Linked DNA regions of Homo sapiens: region 1 is linked to region 2. Evidence: chromatin contacts called from ENCODE Hi-C or POLR2A ChIA-PET data. All regions are on one chromosome and are shown on one strand. The core of a region is the stretch at or near the end of the contact, and the rest is flanking DNA. Distances in the headings are between cores, read along the strand shown. Region 1 overlaps UBAP2 (ubiquitin associated protein 2). Region 2 overlaps UBE2R2 (ubiquitin conjugating enzyme E2 R2).

Region 1 (2,700 bases), core at 91-2,590, 40 kb before region 2:
TATGACGAGCTCCAGATGCTGCAGTCACGGCTGCCAGTGGTGAGTGGGGTATGGACTGGTCGGAGCAGAGGGTTCAGAATCTTTTACATGTCCCCCCTCTTATGGTCTTGGCTGCCACACTCTCTGGCCCTTAGGATCCTCTGCCTGAGGAACCTCTCAGCACCACTACTGAGAAAGCTGTTTTCATCTGGCGGTTGTGCCAGGCGTGACCATAGCTTTAGCACAGAGTATCCAGTGCTCATCCCTGGGAAACATGAAGGCCTTTGGGACCTGGGGCCCTGGTAGGCCATGTCCCCTGTTAAATGTTGGTCCTTATCTTCCCTCCTCCATCTTGTTTTCTCTCTCTTTTTTAAAAAGAAAAACCATATGACACAAGACATGGAGGTTGCTTACGTGGCCCTGGAGTTTTATACTGTCTTCCTCTTCCTCAGAGTACCATATAGTGTCTTTGGTCTGAGATGGCCAGTGACTGCTCTTCTGCAATCAGCTGAGTGAGTGGCTTGAGCTGATGGTCTTTAAGGTCTCTTCTGGGTCTGGCCTCCCATCTAGATTTGTGAGAATGCCTGCCCTGGGACGTCCCTGGTGGTTGCAGCCTTACTCTGAGACCAGGGTTGCCTCTTTCTTCTGACCGTTGGTGCCAGAATGCAGTGTGGGCCTTTCCTGGGATAGCCACATGAACAGAACTGTGGGGACAGAGGGGAATAGGCCCGCTCCTTGCCCTGCCCATGGGCAGGACTTCCTCCTGGGAGCCACTGTCTTCTTGCTCTGCCATTTCCCAGGGCACTTGTCAGAGAGTTGCAGGCAGTTTGGACACCACCTCTGCTGGATACAGTCTTTCCTGTTGCTGGAGGAAGAGGCTTTCTCCCTTGTGCAGTGATGCCTTCTTCCCCGTGGGTGTTGCTCCCTTCTCTGCTGCACCACAAAGAGCTGACGGAGCTGCTCTTGTTTCAGAAGAGTAGCCCTTTCCACTGGCTGGCCGTATTTCCAGAAGCAGAGGCCTAGCCTGGGAGCGGAGCGGCTTCTCCCCACTGTGCAAACCAGCAGCCCTTTAATCTGCCGGCCAAAGGCCCAAACTGCAGGAGGTGGTGCTGAGCCCCGGGATTCATTCTGCTTCAGGGGCTCTCCGTGGTCTCCACACTTATTCACAGCACTCTTTTGGCTTTTATCACTTTGTGCCTTAGAGAAAACACCCTCTGGAGCCCACCTTTTGAGATATGTTGCTCTTTCTATCCCTCGGGTTGTTTGTTCACCTCTGCTGCTTGTGAGCCTAGTTCCTGCCTGGAGAATTCTCGTGTTCTGTGAAAGTGCTCCCCCTTCTGGGCTTTCTCTGCTCCCGTCCTCAGTTGTGCAGCTCTGTGTGTTCCCAGCTCTGCCTCTTCCGGGGGTTCTAGGCTGCTATGGGTTTCCGGGAGGTTTCCTGGAGGGTGTGAGTGCCATTCCCAGCCAGGATGGCTCCTTTCTGGGATCGGGCACAGCCCAAGGGCTTTGCCTTTCCTCAGGGGCCAGGTGTGTCCAGGAGTGCGAGGCCCTGGATGGTGAGTGAGGGTCAGGTCAGACCTCCCCTCCTCCACGAAGCTCCACTGTGCTTTGCCGTCTCTGTCTCCACACTTTGTTGTATCTGCCATACTTCCCCCAAGTCCTGGGCCAGGGGTGTCCAATGTTTTGGCTTCCTTGGGCCACATTGAAAGAATAATTGTCTTGGGCCACACATAAAATACACTAACATTAAAGATAGCTGATGAGCTTAAAAAAATTGCAAACAAATTTCATGTTTTAAGAAAGACGAATTTGTGTTGGGCCACATTCAAAGCTGTCATGGGCCGTGGGTTGGACAAGCTTGTCCTAGGCCATGTCAGTGTTTTGAGAGCAGTGTAGGTGGTGACAGGCCAGTTCTGGGCTTCACCTGGGGTCCTGCTTATTCCCGTGCCTACCTGGCACTGCCCCCTGTCCCCCCTTAAACCTTTCAGGCCCCTGCACTTCTGTTGCCTCCTTTTTCAGGTCTGCTCTGTTTAGTCAGCTTTCCTAGCTGCTCTAGTCTCTCACACAGAAAAGCCAGCGAAGTTGGTTCAGCCCGAGGCATTCACACAAGCACCTGCCTGTGGTGTCAAATGGATGTGTGAGGCTTGGTCTCCAGCAGCTCTGCCTGGTGAAGCTGCAGGGTTGGCCGGTCTGTGTGCTTATGTGTTAGGCAGGCCGCCTAGTTGCACACTCTTCCGAGGGGCACCATTTACTTGGCGTTCCCTGGGACTGCTGGCTCTCAGGCATGGAGTCTGTTTCAGGAGTGTGGCGTCACCACTTCCATGTGCTGGTTCTGCTCTCCTGGGAGTCAAGCAGGGCCAGTCGCTGATCAAGCCTCCCTGGTCTCTCCTAGGACTACTATGGAATTCCCTTTGCTGCACCCACAGCGCTTGCCAGCCGAGATGGGAGCCTAGCTAATAATCCATATCCAGGTGAGTTTGCTCAATGGATGAGGAGTAGCCCGGGGCCGGCCTAGCGCGAACTCCAGGAGCTGGGAAGCAGCAACAGCAAGCTGAGAGAGGCCTCTTAGTAGCCTGTGCTGAGCTGGCAGCCAGACCTGTTCCTGTTTGCAGAAGCCAGTGTGGCCTTTCTCTGGTTGGAGGAAGGGCAGTGGCTGGAGTCAGTGCTCTTTCCTAGGTGATGTCACAAAGTTTGGCCGTGGGGACTCTGCATCCCCTGCAC
Region 2 (2,793 bases), core at 203-2,702:
CTGATTTAAAAAAAAAAATCTTCAGAGAAATTTATGATGGATGTCTCCTTACCTCATAAATGTTGGGGTGCCACATTTTGGTCAAGAATCTGAAGGTAGGTGGTGAATAGGGGTAGTCAATAGGAAATTTAATATGCGCCTGAAAAGAAAAAAAATGAAATGCTAATAAATGAGACTATAACTTATTCATCTGCCTAATAATTCACCCTACTACACGCCACAGAAACAAAGCTCCTTTCATAGAGTAAACTCTTGAGATTAAAGTAGCTCAGACATACTTTGTTATCCCCAGTGCCAGGGTCATTAGTAAGTTCTTACAGCACCCCTTCAAATATTTATAAAAGCCTTTTTTTTTTTTTTTTTTTTAAGACGGAGTCTCACTCTGTCAGCAGGCTGGAGTGCAGTGACGTGACCTCAGCTCACTGCAACCTCCACCTCCCAGGTCCAAGCGATTCTCCTGCCTCAGCCTCCCGAGTAGCTGGGACTACAGGTGCACGCCACCACGTCCGGCTAATTTTTGTATTTTTAGTAGAGACGGGGTTTCACCATGTTGGCCAGGATGGTCTCAATCTCTTGACCTTGTGATCCACCTGCCTCGGCCTCCCAAAGTGCTGGGATTACAGGCGTGAGCCACCGTGCCCTGCCCCTATAAAAGGCTATTTTAAGTCACCAAAACTCACACTCACTCACATACACAAACATACATAAATATAATTTTAACTTGCCTCACAAGTGAAAAACAGTACTCTGTACATTTTATTTTTATAACAAAATAATCTAATTTTAGAGTACACAATATGGAACAACGGTATTTTTCTTTTTACTCACATAATTTAACTGTCATTCTATCACCCAGAAATAATAAATGCTGACATTGCTGATTTCCCTTACAAAACGTATTTTTAAAAACTTCAACATACTGTATTTTGTATTCTGCTTTTTTCACCTGTATCACATTGTAAACATTTTTTTTACACCATAAAATATTCTCTTTACATGGATGACTGACAGTATCTGCATTATACTCCATCAAATGTATACCTACATGAACCATTTTATAAAACTATTTCCTTATTTTGGGCATTTGGGTTGTTTCTCACACCTTTGCTGTTACAAATCCTGCTGCAGTGAACGTCCTTTGCAGTATCCCCGTATTTTATATATGAAGAAATCCAGAAAACCTGAAAAGTTCTCTCTTCCACAAAAGCAATGGGAAAATTGCCAAAAATTATAAGCATCATTTTCAGAATTCCAGAAAATAACCAGAGGCTTGCAACAATTCAAGGAGTAGATATTTAAAGAAAATGGCTGACATTCAGTAAGAACATCAAGCTACGTGATTTTAACTTACCCTAATCCAATCTCCTATACTCTAGCTGTGCAGCAGCCTTAAAACACATTCAAAGTAAAAACCAAGGAAGCTGACAGGCCCTGGAGAGGATAGAATGGGCTGGCATTTCGCCAAAGCCTTACTCCCAGAGAATTGTCATTAAGTTTACTTTTCTAATGGTTCCCTAGAAAACTCCACTTGCAAGGCTGTCTACATATGATTGGATTTGGAGCTTGGCCAATATGAAAACATTTTCCCTGGCAGCTTTGTTGAAAACAATGGCAGGCAACTATTTAATCTTAAAGGTACCTGAGGCAGTGGAAAATACAAAACAGACTAACCAAAAACGTTAAGGAAAAGCTGGGCTGGGCTAAGAGTTGTCCATTATGGTTCTGAAAAGCTCTGACAAATTATTGTGAGTCTATAATACCATGACAATGTGTAGAGCTATGCACATGCCCAGCACTATGTGCATGCTCAGGAAAGCCCTAAGAAGGCCCTAACTTTATACCTCTGGCTTAACTTGAGAATGTATACAACAAGAAAGTAAAGAGTTTGCAAATGCCTGTCTGAATTAAGTTGAAGACATGCAATGACACATACGCAGAGCCTCTCTACAAATTCCAGCTAACTAACTGGTTCTAGAAAACCAAGGAAATCTCTGTTCAATCATTACCTGACCACTAAGCTGAGTGGAGAATTCACTGGCCACACATAACAATAATATCGACATTATATAATTAGGTAAAAGAAGTCAACAGTAATTACAACAGCAGCAGCAATGGCAACAACAAAAACCCTGGGGAAGAGGAGAATTGGATTCCTGCAGGTGCCACTGTATATTATTTAAATTTCTAGTTTTCAGCAAAATATTACAAGCTATGAACAAAGTATGGTCCATACAACAGGAGAAAAAAAAAAGAATCAATAGAAACTGGAAACCTAAGTATTCAAGTTACTAGGCAAAGACTAAATCAGCTTATCTTTAAACCTTTAAACATTTCAAAGGACTAAAGAAAATCATGGCTAAAGAACTTAAAGGAAAGCATGAGAATGGTGTTTCACCCATAAATACTGAATATCAATAATGAGATAAATTATTTTTAAAAATCCACAAAAAGTGGTGGCTCATGCCTGTAATCCCAACACTTTGGAAGGCTCAGGCAGGTGGATCCCTTGAGCCCAGAATTTCAGACAAGCCTAGGCAAGGTAGCGAGACCCTACTCTACAAAAAATTTAAAAATCAGTCGGGTATGGTGGTGTCTGTGGTCCCAGCTACATAGGAGGCTGAGGTGGGAGGATCACTTGAGCCCAGGAGGTGGGGCTGCAGTGGGCTATGATCATACCACTGCACTCAGGGCTGGGCAGCAGAGGAAGAGCCTGTCTCAAAAAAAAAAAAAGAAAGAAAAAGAAAAAATAAAGGGGTTGGGGGTAGGAGGGGGAAGAGAGGGGGAAGAGAGAGA

Evidence for each region. A loop is a pair of places that touch in the nucleus more often than their neighbours do. ChIA-PET counts read pairs that join two places held with the same protein, here RNA polymerase II (POLR2A). Pooled maps may share reads with other maps.
Region 1: a map of ascending aorta shows a loop between it and region 2 (6-fold over the local background). The contact joins two enhancer-like sites. A Hi-C loop is called at or near these places in 4 of 168 maps with a recorded cell type or tissue (ascending aorta, heart left ventricle and heart right ventricle) and 1 of 50 pooled maps. POLR2A ChIA-PET finds 5 or more read pairs at or near these places in 6 of 52 experiments (BJ, H1, PC-9 and 3 more).

The regions. Positions count from the first base shown.
Region 1 is chr9:33,923,956-33,926,655 of GRCh38, reverse strand. It overlaps UBAP2 (ubiquitin associated protein 2), which reads left to right. Exons shown (of 29, transcript NM_001370062.2): 22 at 1-39; 23 at 2,372-2,450; 24 at 2,656-2,700. Among named protein-coding and RNA genes, the nearest start is that of SNORD121B, 9.1 kb to the left of the region's middle. RefSeq lists an enhancer at 1,301-1,540. Within about 2 kb of position 1,340, at least 13 of the 41 ENCODE cell types and tissues checked have a DNase peak (open chromatin) inside an H3K27ac peak, as active enhancers do; they include heart right ventricle, where a contact is called at or near this core.
Region 2 is chr9:33,884,227-33,887,019 of GRCh38, reverse strand. UBE2R2 (ubiquitin conjugating enzyme E2 R2) reads right to left here. Exons shown (of 5, transcript NM_017811.4): 2 at 53-139. Among named protein-coding and RNA genes, the nearest start is that of SNORD121B, 49 kb to the left of the region's middle. Within about 2 kb of position 1,452, at least 2 of the 41 ENCODE cell types and tissues checked have a DNase peak (open chromatin) inside an H3K27ac peak, as active enhancers do; they include heart right ventricle, where a contact is called at or near this core.